Linked DNA regions of Homo sapiens: region 2 is linked to region 1. Evidence: chromatin loops called from intact Hi-C (ENCODE). Cell type or tissue: OCI-LY7. All regions are shown on one strand. Each heading gives the region's core, and the rest is flanking DNA. Links, peaks and the distances in the headings are about the cores only. Region 1 overlaps LINC00973 (long intergenic non-protein coding RNA 973). Region 2 has its middle 260 kb from the start of LINC00973.

The links. Hi-C counts contacts between places; a loop is a spot of excess contacts. Peaks named below come from ENCODE experiments on the same cell type or tissue, not always from the same donor. Only the 100,000 strongest peaks of a DNase experiment are listed, where the experiment ranks them.
Region 2: a loop joins it to region 1, with 13 times the contacts of the local background. A loop is called at or near these places in 2 of 110 quality-filtered maps.

Annotation. Positions count from the first base shown.
Region 1 is chr3:98,986,516-98,997,676 of GRCh38, reverse strand. The region is part of intron 2 of LINC00973 (long intergenic non-protein coding RNA 973); the gene reads right to left. LOC124906343 (U7 small nuclear RNA) reads right to left here and starts at 10,290; the gene lies at 10,228-10,290. In OCI-LY7, for the core only: CTCF peaks have their summits at 5,880 and 6,090 (motif pointing left); a DNase peak (open chromatin) is centred at 6,076.
Region 2 is chr3:99,166,834-99,177,994 of GRCh38, reverse strand. No RefSeq gene overlaps it. Among named protein-coding and RNA genes, the nearest start is that of LINC00973, 260 kb to the right of the region's middle. In OCI-LY7, for the core only: CTCF peaks have their summits at 4,560 and 4,772 (motif pointing right); a DNase peak (open chromatin) is centred at 4,774.

The DNA of each region.
Region 1 (11,161 bases), core at 5,051-7,550:
GTTGGGTTAAAAGCATTTTTAGATGGTGGAGTGAGGATGGCAGTGGAGAGCTGACAGATTTCCTGGCTTGCAGTTTGAATGTCTTTGGTGATGATACATGCATTAGTGCTGCAGTTTTGGTTATTTCTCAGAACAGAGCATGGAAACATCTAGCTTCAAATACAGGGCTTCTTTAGATAGTCCCAAGAAGAACATGGGCAATCAGGTTTTAGTTCTCAGTAATGCAAAGTCAGGAGTGTGGGAGAAAAATTGGAAATGTTCATTTGGAGATATGTAGCCAGATTTCAGAGGAAACTAGAAAAGTTGAGGAGGTTCCAGTCTAGTTTACAGATAGATAATAAAGTAGAAAGTAAAATGGAGTTACCAGGAGGCGAAAAATAGCTCTAAAACAATGAACACTCAGAAAAGTATGCTATAGCTTTCCATGAAAATACAAAATTTCTCACTACAATCACCCTCATTTTGATTAAAGATAACTAAAGTAAGGTTATTCTTGTCTTCAGAATAAGTCTGGTCTCATTAGATCTGGCATGATTGTTTACCTAGGTGCAGCAAGACTATAATTGACCACAAAGACCTTTTTAAGTTTGCTTTGCTGAAACTTTTCATAAGGAATCTCAGATTAGACTTCTAAAATCCTCTCAAGACTAGGAAACCAAGCCAAGACTTTGCCACCAGATTTTACCTTCAATACCTACCAATTTGGGTGAATCCCTCTCTCCTTGAAGTCCCCAAAATACTCTAAGTTTCCTAGGCCTGCCTGAATAAAAACTACATTACTCACATGGAATGCTGCAAACACTATAAGTTAGTTCCCAGGCTATTTTTTCTAGAAGGGCTTTTTAAGCATTGGTTCCGTAAAGTCAACCTTAACTCCTTAAATCTGTCTGGTCATATCTGATTCTATGCCTATTATTCTTAAATATAACATTCCAGTCAAAGCCTTGGTTAATACAACCAATGTTTCCAATTATGTCCTGGTAAAATAAAAAAGGTAGATTCTTATTGAACTTATGTAAATAATTATATTACCATGAAAATAAGAATATTCAAAAAGAGCTTTGGAATTCTGAAGGGATCAGGAAAGGGAAAAGATAAATGTTTCATTTCTGTTTACAAAAGTATAATATACTAAATCATTGTAATTTATGGATAGTTTAAGAGAAAAAAGAAAGGGGTTTCTTATATCCAAAAAATGGAGCATTAAAGAACTAACAATATTCCAAAGAAAAACCATTATCTTCTCTCACCAGTTCATTCAGTCCCATGTTATTAATTCTTATTCTACTCAGCCTTGAGTTAATAGTTTCATAAACCCATCAGCTTTTCAATAAAACTCTTGGGACTTACATATGATTCCAAGGAAGACAGGTAATGAATGAGATTAAATTTTCTGCTAAACAGGTGGCTGGGTCTCAGATTCAGAATATATTTGATTTAAAGAAACTAAAGCATGTTGATATGTTTTGTATCTCTGAGTATATGAAGTAAAGTTCATATCTGTTGTATTCAAGTTTCTTGAGGACAGAGGCTTTGTCTTACTTCTATTTTCTTAAAGCTGACGCTGGATAAGTGATTCAAAAATATTTGCTAAATGGAATTGAAAGAAAAAGTCAATGAACAAAATAAATATAAACTAAGAAACAAAGAAAATTGGATATTTTACATAGTTAAATAAAACTTCATCGGGGGGAAGACTTCTAACGATGGATCATCTCACATGTGCACTATCCAAATTCTTATCTAACTTCACTGTGTCATGTATGAGAGAAATAACAAGAAGAATCTAATCTAGAAACTTAGGAGTTGCAGAGAGAGCCTTACATCTGCCTGTTTTCTAAGGAAACTGATTGAGGAAAGAGGATCAAATAGAAAATTATTTTCTCCTGCAGGAGAAAAAATATACTGGAAGTTTACACTTTAAAGGACACCTTAAGGATTATCTGATTCAACTGTTTTATTGTCTTTAAGCTAGTTTGCAACTCTGTAAATTGAAAATAAATGGTAACAACACAAAAATAATTCTTGCCTATTGACATGCAAATTCCATCCTGTTCAATAAAAGTCCAATTGATTTCCCTTCCCCTCCTGTGGAAAAACCAATTTTGCCCCCACCTGCAAGTTCATTTTAATATTTCTGATTTATAAATGTGTCTGGTCTTCAGATTCTCTTCTGAGCCAGCTGTAACATCTCCCTGGTTCCCTCATTGGTAAATGAGTAGAATAAAATATTTACCGTCTGTTCATTTTTATTTCTTTGACAGTCATGAGTTTCACCTTTTTTGAAAATTAGTTTTTAAGACTTCCCAAAATAATATTAGTTTTAGGAGAAAGTAAATATTCAATTCAAAAAACACACATAGTTAAAAACAGAATCAAAAAGAGGACATTCAAGCTGTCAAAATAAATTAGGAGGTAAGCTTGGAATAATTATTAGTGTGTTAAGGATACAGGTAAATATTTATGCTCATAATACATCACCTAAGCCCATTGCAGTAGCAACAGCATTCAGGTAATACTCTAAAAGCCATCTATAAATACATTGTTTTAATTATTTACCCCATTGCCTTCATCAAAATGTAGAGGTGAGTCAAATCCCAAAGCCAATTTCCTTTTTCTCCCTGTATTTACATTTGTTTCTTTCTTTTTGCTAAATATCCATGCAAAAATCACACTAGTGTTAAAATGTGTACATGTTATAGGGCTCAGTTATCCTCTTTTGAGTCTATTAAGAAATCTCCTGTGGTCTACTTCCAGGTAAGGCACTATAACAGCCCAATTCCTCTAGGACTGTCTGAGTTAACCTTCCTCAGAAGAGAGAAATTTGTGGAATAGCTTCAGGTTACAAAAATCACAAGGATCTTATTATGCCAACTGAATTTGATGTGAGACACCTATTATTTCCAAACTCTATGGAATACAATTACACCATTAATTCTCTGGAGAGAAAGAGGAGAGTTTTCAGGGATAAGCATTAAAAGAGGTTCCCTTCTAAATTATAATTAATTGGGCTCTGAGGAAAGTAAACCACAAGCTGAGAGAGAGATGCTCATTTGGTGAAATAAATGCAGTTTCTCCCAGACACCAGAGCATTGTTTGGGAAAGGATATTTTAGAATTGAATATGTGAAAAAATAAGAAGAGGTAACACATCATTTCCACTGCAGTTTTGTTAGATTCTAAAAACTACACATTATGTGCAAGAGAACACCAAATGATTCCCCAGAACACAGACTCAAATGACAATCCTGGTTGATTACTTCTTTTCAAGCTACATTAACTGGTGATAAAAAAGTTACAGGCTTTCACCAGCAGAGGGAAATACTGTCCTAAGGAAAAACATGGAATCTCATGCCCATTTTTTCCATCTTAATTCTTCTGTGGTATAAGCAAGAAATGAATGCTTCTCCCTAGTTCTTCTCATTTTATGGCATGTTGAACAGCAGAGAATTTTCTATTCAATGCCTAGAGCATAATTGTTTTGAGGAAGGATGAAGGAGAATGCAGGAAGCTGTGAGATCAGAGAAGAGTCAACTGAGAGCTGTCAGGCTTTAGGAGACACATGAGGCTGAATTATAAAATAGTTCCATGTGCAAAGAGCTTTCCTTACATATTCATAACTCACTCCTCTCTCAAACCTCCAAATCCAAAGCTTATTCTGGAATATTGATGAGTCCTCATTGGCTCTTTTCTATGGGAGACTATTAGCCATCCTCAACCAACAGGAACTTCTAATGTATAGGCATTCAGGGAGTGTCCTTCAGGAACTATATATTTTTAAATGTCTAGCTGTTTTCCACTTAATATCTCCATAACCTTTTGGCTTTATTTTCCAAGGTTCCCAATTCTGCCAACAATTAAGAAGCTGATTTCATGAAGGGAAGCTATATCCTGCAGTTGAATTACACAGCAAGTGTCACAATCCTGAATGAAAAGGAGAATCTATGTTCCTGTGATACAGCAGGCCTAAGCATCCTCCTTCCAAACCAACTTTAAAGCCCCTTCTAGGGTCACAGCAAGCAGAGGTCACTATATGTCACAAGAAAAGAAGGTAGAGCATCTTCAGCAGAACACTGGGGTTGCACCCTTTGGTTAGAGAGAGATTGTGCAGTGCCACATTATACAGTTGTCTTCAGAGAAGAAAGAAAGAAAATTGGAGCAAGGAAGGCAGGCAGGCAGGCAAAATGGTACAGGTCACTGTGTAAGACACTTTGGCAATTTCTTTAAAACCTAAACATTCTTACCACAAGATCCAGTAATAATGCTCCTTGGTATTTATCCAAAAGAAGTTTAAAATTTTTGTCTATGCAAAAAAAGCACATAAATATTTATAGCAGTTTTATTCATAATTTCCCAAACTTGGAAACAACCAAGCTGTCCTTCAATAGGTGAATGGATAAAGAAACCGCGGTGCACATGGAATACTATGCAGCCATAAAAAAGAATGAAATCATGTCCTTTGTGGAAGCATGGATGGAGGTGGAAGCCATTATCCTAAGCAAATTAATGCAGGAACAGAAAACCAAATATCACATGTTCTGTCTTATAAGTCGGAGCTAAACATTGAGCACAGATGGACACAAAGAAGGGAAAAATAGATACTAGGTTCTACTTGAGGATGGAGGGTAGGAGGAGGGAGAGGATCAAAAAACTACTCAGGTACTATGTTCATTACATGGGTGATGAAATAATCTGTATACCAAACCCCCACAACATGCAATTTACCTATATAACAAACATGCACATGTACCCCTGAACCTAAAATAAAAGTTGGAAGTAAAAAAAATAAACTGTGGTACATCCAGATATGATGAATTATTTAGCAATAAAAAGAAATGAGGTGTGAAGACATGAAAATGCATGGAAGAACCTTAAACATATATTGCTAAGTAAAAGATGTCAATCTGAAAAGGCTATATTCCGTATCAATATAACCATATGACATTCTGGGAAAGGCAAAACTGAAGATAGTACAAAGATCAGTGGTTGTCAGGGGTTCAGGAGGTCAGAAGGAGGGACAAAATTTTTAGGGCAGTGAAACTATTCTGTAGGATACAGCAGTGACAGATACATTTGAAAAAACACAGAATGTACAACTGGGTGTAAACTATAGACTTTATTTCACAGTAATGCATTAATATTGGCTTATCAATTCTAACAGATATGTCACACTAATGAAAGATGTTAATAACAGAGGAAACTGAAGGGAGAGGGCAAGGGTCCTATTGAAATTATCTGTATTTTCTGCTCATTTTTCTGTTCATTTTTCTGTAAACCTAACTACAAAAAAATTAAGTCTACTATGAATGAAACAAACAAATGAAGAATATCAAGAAAGAGCTATGGGGTTGGAAACTCCTAGTAAAAAGGAAATGGTCTGACACCAGAATCTATTGAATATCTTCTCTGTTTTATTGTATATATTTATCATATAGATGTTCAGGTCCAATCAGGAGTCAGAAATCATATAGTGATTTAAACAGGGGAAGTTTAATATACAAAGTTATTAAACTATGGTCAAAGTGTAACTATAAAATATTTTTAAGGCTAAATATGCTACCGTAGGATGAGGAGAGCACTAAAGAAAGGCCAAATTTGGAACGTGTGACTTCTCCCCAAGTCTGGGTTGGAAAAAGTAAGATTGCAGCCCAGTGGACAGCAGAGAGGTTTCCTCTTTGCCTGGACCAGATCTTCTGCAGTCACTGAGCAAGCAGGAAACAACCCTCTGGGGCTCACGCTTTATACAGCCAGTGGCCAGCACGCTGGCAAGCAGAGTCAACCTTCCAGGCATGGTGAGAGTATAAGTGAGCTTCAGAAAGTGGTTAGAGACATAGGAGTAATAAGAAGAACAAATACCCTGAGGAGAAGAGGCCTAGAGTGCAGTGTTTCCTAGTGTCTCTGTCAATAAGGACCAGGAAATTGATCACCAGGTCAGGCAGGAGCTTCAAGGTTGTGTAGGGGCCAAATATTCTGGGCTTTTGGCTGGGACACAGCACAACCCTGTCTTCATCATCACACCACTAACTGACCCTACAATCACTGGAAGCAGCAGAAGATCCCCTTTTGCCTCCTATGTCCTTCTAGTGCCCTCTACTGAGGATGTTGAACATCATCCTCACTGTAAAGGAGATGCTTACAATAATTCCTTCCTTTATCACAGAACAAATATTGGAGAGTAAATTTGGAGCTAAGGGGCAATAAATTGATAACTGTCATATATGAATAAACTGTATGTAATTAAATACAGAATGTGAGTGCAATGATTCTCAAAAAAAATTTTTGTATTCCTAAAGTTCTAAGATTAAGAACCCTTCCAGGTATTTGTTAAATAAATTATTTGACTGGATTGACCCTCACTGCCCATTAAAATTAAGATTCTGGAGATCGTGCCGTTGCACTCTAGCCTGGGCAAGAAGAGCGAAATTCCACCTCAAAAAAAAAGATTTAAGATTCTGGAGTCTAGAGTGTGAAGTAAGCCCCATCACAGAAATCTAAGTGGGTGAGTCCCATTGTGCCTTCCCAGTATCTGATGTTATAGCAACACTGTGCTGAAGTTGTTAAAATCCAAGTCTGTTGGGAAAGTGAAGTCCATGATGATAGGTCTAAAAAATGTCTCAAATAGGAGAAGTTCAAAAGATTTCAAAGATGCTTTTGGCATTTATTTCTGGTTTGTTATAAGAATTGAATACTTTCCAAACATGAAGGGATAAAATGATTCAGGACTAAAGGCACCAATAAAATAACCTACTAAGGGAAAGTCTGCTAAGGTAGAACAGTAGCATGAGTGGTTAAGCAAGATTTTGGAACCAGACTCCTTGGATCGAAATCAGGGCTCTGCCACTTATTAGTGATGCAAGGTGCTTAACCTCTCTGTAAGTCAGTTTCCTCATTTTTAAGATGGAAATGGTAATCATTAAGGTGGCTCTTAGAGACATTGTGAGGTTAGATGAATAGATACATGTGAAGCATTCAGAACAGTGCCTAGCACAGAGTCCATGCGATATAAGCATGGCTATTCTTATTTTTAAACTTGTACATGTACTGTACAAATAGCAGGTAAAATCAAGGGAGGAATTTTAAAGAGTAAAATGAATACCATATTAAGAGATTGGAAAGAAGACTGTGAAACATGAAAAAAAAATTAGAAATTCCAAATCTCTAGACATTGTGAAGCATGAGACTTCTCCCATAAAAGGTAAGTGCAGATTTTTCAAGGGAGTCATGGCATCCCATACCTCCCACAAAATAAGAAAGGGCTCTAGTAGTTATGAAGAGTCTGCTATTCCCTCCGAAAAGTAAGGGTAGACATGGTAGTAGGTGGTTACTGAAGGGCATACCTTTCCTGGGGAAAGTAGTCATCTGCAGTTCTTATCAAATAACCCACCTCTTTCTCGGTCTCAATGATTGTATTATTTATACTCACTTCTGCTTATTACATGGATAACTTACATTCAGATGTTTTGCATCTAGAATTTAGATACTTTATGGTAAACACACTCATTTCTGAATATTTTCATTCAGTTTAACAATCCAGTTGTTTCCACTGGAAATTTCTTGGTGTATTCTCAACCATAATAAGATACTTTCCTACTTTGAACTTCTATTGAATGATAGCACAATTGCACATGCCGCTTGCAAAAAATAATTGGAGTTGGTCATGCTTGCTTTCTTAGGCAGCCTCATTTTCTAGGATGCAAATGGATGAAATACAGGTTCTGACCTTAATTTTCTCACTCCAGCATGCTTGAAATGATTTCATTGTCTCATGCTCCACTAGGACAATTCTATCAACTATTTTATTTCTTAATCTGTAAGGATATTAAGGTATAGTATTTTTTTCTAGTGTATGTCTGTGCATCTCTTTCTGTTCAAGTGTTTTGCGGTTTTCCATTAAAATCCCATCCTCTTAAACTTTTAAAAATTCTGTCCACTTATTTTATATCCTAAGAAGATTACATAATTAATAAAATAATAAATATTATACAGGTTAAATTAATCTGATTTCTTTCTGCATTGTGAGAAAAATCAACTTGGTTTCATTAAGACTGCTTGCCTCAGGAATCATTCCATTGAGTCATTGTAGGATAATACAAGTATATATAGCTTCTGATAAATACATCATAGATTCCAATAAGAAACCTGATTCCAAGCCCCTACTATACATGGATGGAACTGCCCTTTGTTCACCAAAATGGTAAGTTGCAATAAATGGCACCCATTATTATTCCACAGACTCAAATTTTGGCCAAAGACAGAGCTGGGATGGATGCTTAGACAGGAGGCACAGTGTATTAGTTCATTCTCACACTGCTATAAAGAAATACCTGAGACTGAGTAATTTATTACGAAAAGAGGTTTAATTGGCTCATGGGTCTGCAGGCAATACACGAAGCATAGTGGCTTCTGCTTCTGGCGAAGCCTCAGGAAGCTTCCAATCACAGCAGAAGGCAAAAGGACAGCAAGGTGTCTAGCAAGGGGGGAACAGTGGCAGGGTCAGGAGGGAGGAGCAACACACTTTTAAACAACCAGCTCTCTGAGAACTCTATCACAAGAACAACACCAAGGAGATGGTGCTAAACCATTTATGAAGGGTCTGCCCCCATGATTCAATCACCTCCCACCAGGCCCCACCTCTAATGTTGAGGATTACATTTCGACATGAGATTTGGGCAGGGACATAGATTCAAACCATATCACACAGCTTCACTCCCTGGTCACATTCTGTATTAAGAGCGCATTTGTAAAGAAAATATGTTAGCATGACAGTTAACACCATGATGAGAGGCATCAGAAGACAGTAAGTGAAGGCAGAACTCTAAATAAAGTAGAAGACGAAGTCAAATTGTTGGGTTTGCATTTTTGGGGTGGTGGGCATTGTTTGGTTATGTTTATTGTTGTCATTAGAAGCTTGCTGCCCATCCATCCACCAGTAAATGAAGGCTGTGATTTCCCTCCCATCCCTTCAGCCAAGGCTCCTAGGGAACCACATTATAACCCTGCCTCCAAAGTGTCTTGCCTAAAGTCTCACAACTACTATGTGTCAAAACAGGATTCGAACCCAATTGCCCTTGGCTTCAATATTCTCAGATTGACCTTCAGGTCTGTTACATAAACCCCCAATGTGTGGCTAGCCTGGAAAACACAATGTAAACCCCACTACAGTCCCTTATCTGAAATTCCAGATCCAAAATGTTCTGAAAACTGCAAGGTTTTCCTAAGTTTGTGGTAAATGCATTTGGTGGTAAATCTGACCTGAACTGACAGAAAGATATTTACAGTCTTTTTTTTTAATTGTTTTTTTTTTATTTTATTATTATACTTTAAGTTTTAGGGTACATGTGCACAATGTGCAGGTTAGTTACATATGTATACATGTGCCATGCTGGTGTGCTGCACCCATTAACTCGTCATTTAGCATTAGGTATATCTCCTAATGCTATCCCTCCCCCCTCCCCCCACCCCACAACAGTCCCCAGAGTGTGATGTTCCGCTTCCTGTGGCCATGTGTTCTCATTGTTCAATTCCCACCTATGAGTGAGAATATGCGGTGTTTGGTTTTTTGTTCTTGCGATAGTTTACTGAGAATGATGATTTCCAGTTTCATCCATGTCCCTACAAAGGACATGAACTCATCATTTTTATGGCTGCATAGTATTCCATGGTGTATATGTGCCACATTTTCTTAATCTAGTCTATCATTGTTGGACATTTGGGTTAGTTCCAAGTCTTTGCTATTGTGAATAGTGCCACAATAAACATACATGTGCATGTGTCTTTATAGCAGCATGATTTATAGTCCTTTGGGTATATATCCAGTAATGGGATGGCTGGGTCAAATGGTATTTCTAGTTCTAGATCCCTGAGGAATCGCCACACTGACTTCTACAATGGTTGAACTAGTTTACAGTCCCACCAACAGTGTAAAAGTGTTCCTATTTCTCCACATCCTCTTCAGCACCTGTTGTTTCCTGACTTTTTAATGATTGCCATTCTAACTGGTGTGAGATGGTATCTCATTGTGCTTTTAATTTGCATTTCTCTGATGGCCAGTGATGGTGAGCATTTTTTCATGTCAAGTACTCCACTTAGTGTCAATATTCAAACATTTTCCTAGAGAAGCATTAATGTGTTTGAATACTGTCCTCAGACCTTGCTGTGGGTATACATATATTTTATTTATTTGTTTTCTTTTTCCTTTCTTTTTATTCACTTTTTGTGGGGGGTGGGGAGGCAGATTCCTGGTGAAAACTGGAAAATGTACTAGACAAATTCTAAAAGATCTGTAACACTGTGGGTATATATTGAGACAGTATGTAAACAACAGGGCAGTCACACAGGGCCCTACACTTAACAATGACCCTGCACTTGGCTAAAAGCTCTGCTGTGGCATCATGAAATCCTTAATAATTTTTTAACAAGATGCCTTGCTTTCCCCACCCCCACCACAGAGCCCTGTAAATTATGTAGCTAGTCCTGAGTATAAGCACTACAGTACAGTAGTATAAGCACTACTCATAATATCCTCATGGTATCTAATATATCTACTACTATATAATACTATAATATTATAGTACTGTATAATATTATAATACTATAATATTATACTACTATATAATAAGTATACAGTAGTATACAGTAGTATAAGCACCACTCATAACTTTTCTGATTTTTCTAAAATCAGAGAAGTTACGAGCTCTGAAACACATCTGACCCTAGGGCTTTGGCTAAGGGACCTATGTTACTACACTACCAGTATTAATTCTATTGTTACTAACACCATGGATTGAGTGCCTCCTGTAGGCAAATGATTTCCTAAGGACTTTACAGGTGTTAGCTATAACCCTGTGAGGTACATATTATGTTATTCATTTTTTTTAATTTAGTAAAGTGAGGTTCTGAAAGTTACCCTAAAGTTTTAAGATCACCCAGCTAGTAAATGGCAGAGTTGGAATTCAAACTAAGGTCTGCCTGATTCTAGAACTTGTTTAATATTCTAGGAGGTAGGTGCTTTGGAAGTATTAGGATGAACCATGAAATTGCCAATATCCAATCATTTTACATAGAAAAATGGCGATTTCATGTGGCTCAACTTAATATGAATGACTACTTATAAAATATAATCTCCCTCTATTTCATTTATGGGTGTTTTTTAGTTTGAAACG
Region 2 (11,161 bases), core at 3,220-5,719, 180 kb before region 1:
AAGGGTGTTTCTTTCAATTCCTAGTTTTTTAAGATTTTTGAAAATAATGAATTATTAAATTTTTCCAATATTACTGCATATATTGAAATTATCTACAACTTTTCTTCAGTCTGTTAATGTGATGGATCACGTAAATATTTCTGATGTTATGCTATCCTTAAATTCCTGGCATAAACCCAAATTAGTCAAAATTTATAAATGTACTTTTAAGCACCATAAAATTGTTTTCTTTCAGATGTAAAATCATCTTGGACAACAATTTTTCTTTGATATTTTCCTAATTCATTATGTTAAAGTATCTGCATTTAAATCTTCATGTTCCTTTTACAAGTGTCTTTTATAAAGTGTAGCTATTACAGCTTTATCCAATCCTATAATCTATATATTTTACTGGTTGTACTGAATCAAAGAAATTTTATTGTGATTACTAATACATTTAGATTTATTTCTGCAATCTTATAATGAAACATATTTTACTTACCTCTTTTCCTGACTTCTTGTTGTATTGATAAGGTAGTTTTCTTTTTTCTTCTCCTGAATTAGAAGGGATAGCATTTATTTCCATGAATTTAGTGCTCTCCTTTGAAGTTTTAAAACCTAATTAGCTTTATATTTTTCTGAAAAAGTAAAAAAATTAGTTAACATTTTGGTTCTTTTCCTAAACAAGAATGATAACTTGCTGTTTATCTCCAAAAACTATGTGAAACTTTTATTACACTTTTCTAAATACATTTTTAGTTTAATATTTTTAAGTATCTTTGCTTCCTATTCCTTCTCGGAACTCACTTTTTCCTCAGGGTTAATATTTTATCTTACTGAAAGTCCTTTTTAAGGGCAATCTTTAAGAAAGACATTTAGAAAACTATTTTTTAATTATTTAGTGGGTTTATTTTTTATACATAAAACAATATGAACTCAATTTCATATGTGTGTTATAGCTATTCTCAGCATAGTGACACAGTAGAGAATATTTGATAGATTTATTACTGAAGATAATCACAAAGGTTATGGAGGAAACATAAACAGAGGATGACTGCATTTAATGTGATACTGAACTAGTAATCTGTAATTTACCTTTAAACTAAGAATATTTGATTCTATAAATAGGCAAAAGCCAAGATTCTCAAGCTAATATGTAAACACTAAAAGATCAAATACAAAGACATTAAGTGTTTACATAAAAATAATAAGTTAAACTCTGTCAGGTCGCACTATAAAAAGTTTAACAACTCAGTCAAGTTATAACAACTTAAAAGTGTGTTTATATAACAAGTAAATCATTTCTTATGACTTGGTTTATAGTGAACACATATAAAATGCTTCCAAATTATTTGGAACATTAGGTAATATTGCACAATTTTTGCTAAGGTTCAAACTGTTTATTCTACTGAATGCATATTATGCCATGAGGTAAGAGAGATGAGAAGTATCAGTGTGAGTAGTAAGTAGTTTGAACTTAGGAGGCACACTAATCAGAGTATAAATCGTGATCCCACTTTTTGCCGTCATCTGTGAGACCTTTGGAAAAACACTTTACCTGCTGATGCCCTGGTTTCCCTATCTATAAAATGGAAGTTAACAACACAACACTTTCATAAAAGGTTATGGTGAGGATTAATAGAAATACTGCTGACAGAGCACTTATCAAATAGCTGAGCATATTATAAGACCTTAATAAAAGATAATTTATTATTAACGTTAGAAAAAAGCTTAAATTATTAATATTATAAACATTGTGAACTTTTCCTATTATAGTCTTTCCAGCAAAAGCCAATAACTGGTAGGAAAGGTATCCATATAAAAATTAGAGTCTATCTGGGGAGATAAAACATTTCAGAGTTTTACTCTATTAGGTGCATTCTGAGTAAGCTGATTAATAGGGGGAAATAGTATTATGGTATCTAGGAAATGTCTGCATTATCAATTTGCAATTGGGGTTATGTTGATACGCATATGATAGAATAAATTTTTCTAATCACTTTCAATTCACATTTGATATAGTAAAAAATTATATTCAAGTCAGATTCTGTTTTACATGTCAATTATAAATAAGCACAGGTTGATCCTCTACTATTATTTGTAATGTTTTTACTTGCAGCCTCTGATTATTCATCAACATAAGCCTATGTTGTTTAAAAACAATTTTTAAAAATTGTAGTTGTCAAAGATCAAACATACATTTCTCATAAAAACTCCTAGTTTTTAATATGAAAGAAATATGTTACATTTGCTCTAAACTAGCCATGCACATGCATTCTCCTAGAGTTTTGCATATTATTATGTCTATATAGAATCTCCAGTGGTCGTTAATGTCCTTCCTAGGGTTATATGGCATTTAATCAGTGTACCCACCTGGCAGGACTGTGGTTGATGTTCCACAGCAAGGAAGGAAACGAGCCCATTAATGAAATTTATAGCACTTTATTACATCATTTCTGGTGGAGAGGGGAATTAGAAGTCACTTCTGTTATGGTTTAATTTCTTGTGAAATTCCAGATGAATTCATTGTCATAAATATTCAGGTTCATGACAGAGAAAATGAACAAGCTGCTTGGGCTTTGTCCTCATTTGCTGTCGTAATTGCTACAATTGACTACGATGAGGCAGTTTTACTTCCCATGTAACTGAGCCATTCACTTTGATTTCCAACTTCTTACTTATAAATTGCATAATTTAATAATCATTAAATAATTGAAGCTTTCAGCAATCTAACCAAATATACATTGTTCCTTTTATTTTTTATTTTTATTTTTTAACTTTTAGGTTCAGGGTTACATGTGCAGGTTTGTTGTACAGGTAAACTACATGTCACGGAGGTTTGTTGTACAGGTAACTTTGTTACCCAGGAAATAAGCACAATACCTGGTATTATACTTATTAGGTATTTTTTCCTATCCTCTCCTTTTTCCCACCCCCTACCTTCAAGTAAGTTCCAGTGTCTGTTGATCCTCTCCTAGTATCCATGTGTCATTATTGTTTAGCTCCCACTTGTAAATCTGAACATGCAGTATTTGATTTTCTGTTCCTGTGTTAATTTGATTAGTATAATGGCCTTTAGCTCCATCCATGCTGCTGCAAAGGACATGATTGTATTCTTTTTATGGCTGCATAGTATTCTATGATGTATATGTATCACACTTTCTTCATCCATTCTACCATTGATGGGCATTTAGGTTGATTCCATGTCTTTGCTATTGTGAAAATTGCTACATGGAACATACAAGTGCATGTGTCTTTACGGTAGAATGATTTATATTCCTTTGGATATATACCCACTAATGAGATTGCTAGGTCTAATGGTAGTTCTGTTTTAAGTTCTTTGAGAAATTTCACTCACAGATGGGAATTGAACAATGAGAACACATGGACACAAGAAAGGGAACATCACACACCGGTGTCTGTTGTGGGGGGAGAGGGGAGGGATAGCATTAGGAGATATACCTAATGCTAAATGACGAGTTAATGGGTGCAGCACACCAACATGGCACATGTATACATATGTAACAAACCTGCACATTGTGCACATGTACCCTAAAACTTAAGTATAATAATAATAAAATAAAATAAATCTCCAAACTGCTCTCTACGGGGGCTAAACTAATTTACACTCCCACCAGCAGTGTATAAACATTCTCTTTTCTCCAAAACCTCACCAGCACCTGTTATTTTTTTAGTTTTTAATCATAGTCATTCTGACTGGTGTGAGATGGTATCTCACTGTAGTTTTGATTTGCATTTCTCTAATGATTTGTGATTGAATTTTTTTTTTCTTTTAGAATGTTTAATGTAGGCCCCCAATCTCTTCTGGCTTATAGGGTTTCTGTTGAAAGTACTGCTGTTACCCTGATGGGGTTCCCTTTGCAGGTGACCTACCTCTTTTCTCAAGCTGACTTTACCATTTTTTTCTTTCATTTTGACCTTGATGAATCAGATAATTATGTATCTTGGGGATAGTATTTTTGTGTAATATCTCACAGAAGTTCTCTGCACTTCCTCAATTTGAATGTTGTTCTCTTCGGGAAAGTTTGAGAAGTTTTCATAGATGATATCCTGAAATATTTTCTCCAAGTAGCTTGCTTTTTCCCTGTTTCTTTCAGGGACACCAACAAGTCATACATTTGGCCTCTTTACATATTCCCATATTTCTTGTGGGTTTTATTCGTTCTTTTTTATTTCTCTCTGACTGATTTATTTCAGACAGCCAGTCTCTGAGCTCTGAGATTCTTTCCTCAGCTTGGTCTATTCTGCTGTTAATACTTGCTATTGCATTATGCAATTTTTGTAGTGTGTTTTCCAGCTCTATTAGATCAGTTTGGTTGTTTTTTATAATGGCTATTTCATTTATCAGCTCTTGTATCATTTTATTGTAATTCTCAGCTTCCTTGGAATGGGTTTCAACATTCTTCTGAATCTTAATGATCTTCATTCTTATCCATATTCTGAATTATATATCTGTCATTTCAGCCATTTCAGCCTGGTTAAGAACCCTTGCTGGGGAAGTAACATGAAATTTTGGAGGAAAGAAGGTGCTCTGGCTTTTTGAGTTGCCAGAATTCTTGCACTGGTTCTTTCTCATCTGTGTGGGCTAGTATTCCTTTAATTGCAGTGTAAATGAGTAGTCAGTAGACTTTTTCTGGATGTTTTCAGCGGGCCAAGGCTTTGTGCAGGGTCTTTATTTGTAGCTGAATTCATGTCCTTAGTTTCACAGGGGAGTGTATCAGCCAAGTTATTTCTTGTGTTGCTGTTTTGGGCTGTGATCCACTAGGTGGCGCTTAAGTGTAATGGCCAGTAGGTAGGCTCTTTTTTCCCAGTCAGAAGGCTTCTTTGTATTTCCTCATGATTGTAGCTGTGCTCCCTCTCAGTGATCTGAAGGTATGGGCTCCTCTCCTATCCTAAGATCTCAGCTTGGCACTCCCAGGCTGCACACTGAAGCTCTGGGACAATCTCAGGCCTTATGTTTCGTCCTCAGCTTGGAGGCAGCAGGGGAAGGGATCTTAGCATTGGTTGTGGTAGTGGGTTTTCCACCTATCTCTTGGGGCTGACCCTAGAGAGATGCAGAGCCACTATCAATCAGTGTGATTTGCACAGGATAGGTTGGCTGAGCTGTGAGCCTAAGCCAGGGAGGCCCTGCGTGGTGAGAAACAGCAGAGTGTGGGAGCTGGGGAAGAAAGACTGGCGTCTCCTCCTTAGGGCAACTGCAGCTTGCTGGAGGTGTGGTTAAAGCACTGAGGGTCTTTGCTCCTCCCTGATCTGAGGGCAGCAAATGCAGTACTACTGCAATGGCAGTGGCAGGGAGTTTTCTATTGCCTCTGGAAGCTTGACCTCAGAGAAACATAAAGCCACTGCTACTGGGAATGTTCAGCCATGGGTTTGGGGTGGCTGCTCTGCTGGCCCTAGATGGTGGCTCTGTTTGTTGAAGAATGGGGACTCAAGGGTTCACAGCGATGAGGAACTGTGCTCCTCTCTCTATGGTGACTGTGGTATGATGGCAGCTTAGGTGACGACCTTAGGCTCTTTGTTTCTTCCCCAGATCAAAGACATTAGGGGCAGAACCATTGCTGTGGCAGTGGCAGGAGAGCCCAGTTGCCTCTGGGAGCCCCTCTCCAGGGAAACACAGAGCCACTACCAGTGGGCATGCTCTTCCCTTCCTGGTGAATAGTTGGGAGTAGGGGCTCACAGTTAAAAGTCACTGGACTCCTGTCTATATGACTGCTGTGGTATGCTGCAGGTGAGAGACTAGGCCCTTTGTTCCTTCCTCTGCCAAGGGCAGTTAGGATGGTACCACTGTAGGTGCAATGGCAGAGAGGTTATGAGTTGTCTCTGGGATTTCCTCCTCAGAGAAATGCGGAACTGCTTCTGACTGCAGTATTCAAGTGAGGGCAGGGTAGTGGTGCTGGAGTCCCAGGTTGGGAAGTCCTGCCCAGTGAGGAAAAGCAGTGACAGGCACCTGTGTGGAGAACAGTCTGGCCACTTTTCCACGGTATGGCTGTGCTATGCTGGGGAACCACACCACTCCCTAATCACAATGCACTCTCCACAGCCTGAAGGCTATAGCAGTGGGGACTGTGAGACAGCAAAAATGGCAGCTGGCCTCTCACTCTGGGAGTTCTGTCCATTGCGGAGCTGCTAATGGCTCAAGAACCCCAGTGGTGGGTGGCTGAAGTCCCAGTGAGGAGAAGCAGGATCGGGGACCTGTATAAAAAACAATCTGTATGCTTTTGCATGGGTTGGCTACACTGTGCAGGGGACTGAAAACACTCCCTAATCACCACTTGCTCTCCAGAGCCTGAAGGCTATAGCAGTGGAGGCTGTGAGACAGCAAAAATTGCAGCCAGCCTCTCCCTCTGGGAGCTCCATCCCGGGCAAGTGCAGAGCTCCTGATGGTCTGAGAACCCTGGTCAGGGGGTGGCTGGAGTCCCAAGTTGGGGTGTCCTGCCCAGTGAGGAAAAGTGGAATCAGGGACCCACCTAAACAAATAGTCTAGCCACCATTTCTGTGGGATGACTATATTGTGTTGGAAATCCATGCCACTCTCTAATCACCACTAGAGCCTGAAGGCTATAGTAGTAGGGTCTGTGAGACAGCAAAAATGGTGGCTGGCCTCTCTCACTGGGAACTCCATCCAGGGAAGTGCAGAGCTGCTACTAGCCCAAGAGCCCAGATGGGGAGTGGCTGGAGACCTAGGCCAGTGGGCCTTATCCTGTGAAATACAGTAAAGACGAGGCCTGCAGTCTGTAACTGCTCAGCCCCCTGTACTTGGCCCCTTTCCTGGGGAAGTGTGGGGGAACTTGACCTCCTCAATGACCAGAGCTGCAGCTGCTAACTCCAGGATGCCTGAGGAATCAAGGCTCCAAGAGTTGGGACTTCATGTGTGCCTGAGCTACCGCTCTGCTCAGACTCCGCATGGGTCTCTGTCAGTCTGCAGGCCCTGGTGAGGTGGGCTCACAGGGGGATCACCTTGAGTCCAGGGTTGCAAGGCCCACGGCAGAAGTGTTGGTCACAAGGAATTCTCGCACTCTCGCCATTTCACCAGGTAAGGAAGCCTCCCCTGGCTCCATGCCACCCTTGAGGGAACCAATCCACTTGTTCTTCTCCATTCTGAGTTGTTTCCTTGATGAATCCCAATGTGACCTCGATGTTCCAGCTGAAGATCTAGTAATTACACCCCACTCTTTTTTTCACTTCATGAGAACAGCACACACTAGCTGCTTCTAGTCTGCTGGATTTATTTGTAATTGATTCACTATTACATATTAAATGTACATATTCTAAGTATAGAGTTGGATAAATTTTAGCAAATGTGTAACCAACTTTGCAATCAAGATATATTAGAACATTGCCCTTGCCACCCTGGAAAGTTTCCTGTCACTATTTTCTTCCTTTCTAAAAAAATTTTTGTCTTAGGTTGAGGGGTGCACTTGCAGGTTTGTTATATAGGTAAACTGCATGCCACAGGAGTTTGGTGTACCGATTACTTCACCACTCAGGTAATAAGCATTGTACAGGATAGGAAGTTTTTCAGTCCTCACCCACGGCCCTCCCACCATCAAGTAGGTCCTGTGTCTGTTGCACTCTTTTTTGTGTGTCCGTATGTATTCAATGTTTAGCTCTCACTTATAAGTAAGAACATGCGGTAGTTGGTTTTCTGTTCCTGTGTTAGTTCACATAAGATAATGGCCTCCAGTTCCATCCATGTTGCTGCAAAGGACATGACCTCATCCTTTTTTTATAGCTGTGCAGTATTCCATGGTGTACATGTGCCACATTCTCTGTATCCATTTGTCTGCTGGTGAAAGATTGCTTCCAAGTCTTAGCTATTATGAATAGTGTTGCAATAAGCATGGAGTGCAGGTATCATTTCAATAAACTAATTTTCTTACCTTTGGATATATATACCCAACAGTGGGATTGCTGCATCATATGGTAGTTCTATTTTTAGTTTTTTGAGAAACTTCCAAACTGTTCTTCATACACTTACATTCCCAGAAAACAGTGTACGAGGGCTCTCTTTTCTCCACATCCTGACCAGCATGTTATTGCCTGACATGTGGATAAAAGCCATTTTAACAGGGTGAGATGATATCTTATTGTAGTTTTGATTTGCATTTCTCTGATGATAAATGATGTTGGGCAACTTTTCATATACCTGTTTGCCATTTTTATGTCTCCTTTTGAGAGATGTCTATTTGGATTGTTTGCCCGTTTTTGATTGAATTTTTAGATTTTTTTCTACTTTTTAATATTCATATATTTTCTAGTTATTAATTCCTTGTCAGATAGATAGTGACAAAGATTTCATGATTAGAATACCAAAAGCATTTGCAACAAAAGCAAAAATTAACAAATGGGATCTAATTAAACTAAAGACCTTCTGCACAACAAAAGAAACTGTCATTAGACTGAACAGACAACCTACAAAATGGGAGAAAATTTTTCCAGTCTATCCATCTGACAAAAGTCTACTGTTCAGTATTTACAAGGAACTTAAACAAATTTACAAGAAACACACAGCCGCATCAAAAATTGGGCAAAGGACATGAACAGCCACTTCTCAAAAAAGACATTCATGCAGCCAACAAACATGAAAAAAGTTCAACATCATTGATCATTAGAGAAATGCAAATCAAAATCACAATGAGATACCATCTCACACCAGTGAGAATAGCAGTTATTAAAAAGTCAAGAAACAACAGATGCTGGTGAGGTTGTGGAGAAAAAGGAACACTTCTACACTGTTGATGAGAATGTAAATTGGTACAAGCATTGTGGAAGACAGTGTGACAATTCCTCAAAGATCTAGAAGCAGAAATACCACTTGACCCGGCAATTCCATTACTGGGTATAAACCCAAAGGAATAGAAATCATTCTATTATAAAGATACATACACACATATGTTCATTAAAGCACTGTTTGCAATAGCAAAGGCATGGAATCAACCCAAATGTCCATCAGCAGTAGACTGGATAAAGAAAATGTGGTACATATACACTATGGAATACTATGCAGCCATAAAAAGGAATGAGATCATGTCCTTTGCAGGGACATGGATATAGCTGGAAGCTGTTATCTTCAGCAAACTAATGTAGGAACAGAAAACCAAACACCACCTGTTCTCACTCATCAGTGGGAGTTGAATGATGAGAACACATGAACACATTGTGGGGAAAAACACACACTGGGGCCTGTTGGGCATGCTGGGGAGGGAGAGCATCAGGAAGAACAGCTAATGGGTGCTGGGCTTAATAACTGGATGATGGGTTGATCTGTGCAGCAAACCACCATGGTACACGTCTACCTATGTAACAAACCTGCACATTCTGCACATGTACCCCAGAACTTAAAATAAAAGTTAGTAAAATAATTAGAAAAAAAAGCTTTCTCCCATTCTGTGGGTTGTCTCTTCATTTTTTAAAATTGTTTCTTTTGCTGTGAAGAAGCTATTTAACTTCATGTGATCCCATTTTTGCTTTGGTATCCTGTGCTTTTGAGGTATTACTAAAGAAATATTTGCCCAGACCAATGACCTAAAAAGTTTCATTAGTTTTCTTTTAGTAGTTTCATGGCTTCAGGTCTTAGATTTAAGTCTCCAATCCATTTTAGTTTGACATTTTTATATGGTGAGAGATTGGGGTCTAGTTTCCATCTTCTGCATATGGATATCCGGTTTTCACAGCACCTTTTTGAAGAGATTGTCCTTTCTCCAATGTCTGTTCTTGGCACCTATGTCAAAAATGAGTTCACTATAGAAGTATGGTTTACTTCTACATTCTCTATTCTGTTCCATTTGTCTAAGTGTCTGTTTAAATGCCATTTCATGCTGTTTGGGTTACTATATCTCTGTAGTATAATTTGAAGTCACATAATGTGTCTCATCTTGTTTTGTCCTGTTTGTTCAGGTTGGTTTTAGTTATCCTGTTTTGTTTTGTTTTGTTTTGTTTACAGTTCCACATAAATTTTAGGATAATTTGTTTCTATTTCTCTGAAGAATGTATTGATATTTTGATAGGAATTGCTTGAATCTGTAGAGTGTTTTAGGTAGTATGGACATTTTAATACTATTAATTTTTCCAATCCATGAATATAAAATATCTTTTAATTTTTGTGTTCTCTTCAATTTCTTAAATAAATGTTTTATAATTTTCATTGTGGAGATTTTTCACTACTTTGGCTATGTTTATTCCTAGGTATTCCATTTGTCACTATTGTAAATGGGATTACATTTTTTTATTTCTTTTTAAGATTGTTTGCTGTTGGCATATAGATATGCCACTGATTTTGTATGTTAATTTTGTACCCTGCAATATTAATGAGCTTGTTTATCAGTTCTAATAGCTTTTAGGTGGAGTCTTAAGATTTTTCCAAATATAAAATTATACAATCTGTAAAGAAGGATATTTTAACTTCTTTCTTTCCAATTTTGATGTCATTTATTTCTTTCTCTTGTCCGATTGGTATAGGTAGGACTTCCAGTCCTATGTTGAAAAATAGTGGTGAAAGTGACCATTTCCATATTGTTGCAGATATTAGAGGATAGGCTTTCAGTTTTTCTCTGTTCAATATGATACAATCTGTGGGTCTGTCACATATGGCTTTCATTATGTTGAGGTATGTTCCTTCTATACCCAGTTTTTTTAGGGTTGTTTTTAGAAGGGGTGTTGAATTTTACCAAATGTTTTTTCAGCATCAGTTGAAATGATCATATGGTTTTTGTCCTTTATTCTCTTGATATGATGTATCACACTGATTGATTTGCATATGTGGACTCATTCTTGCATCACTGGAATAAATTCCACTTGGTCATAATGAATAATCTTTTTAATGTGTTGGTGAATTCAGTTTGCTAGTATTTTTGAGGATTTTTGCATCAATGTTTATCAGAGATGTTGGCCTGTAGTTTTGTTTTCTTTATGTGTTTTTGGTTTTGGCATCAGAGCAATACTGGCCTCATAGAATGAGTTTAGAATTGTTCCCTTTTTCTGTATTTTTTAGAATAGTTTAAGTAGGATCAGTGTTATTTTTCCTTTAAATGTTTGACAAAATTCAGCAGTGAATTCTTTGATTCTTGAGCTTTTCTTTAATGGAAAACTTTTTATTATGGTTTTATCTCATTATTTGTTGTTGATCTGTTCAAGTTTTGGATTTTCTCATGGTTCAATCTTG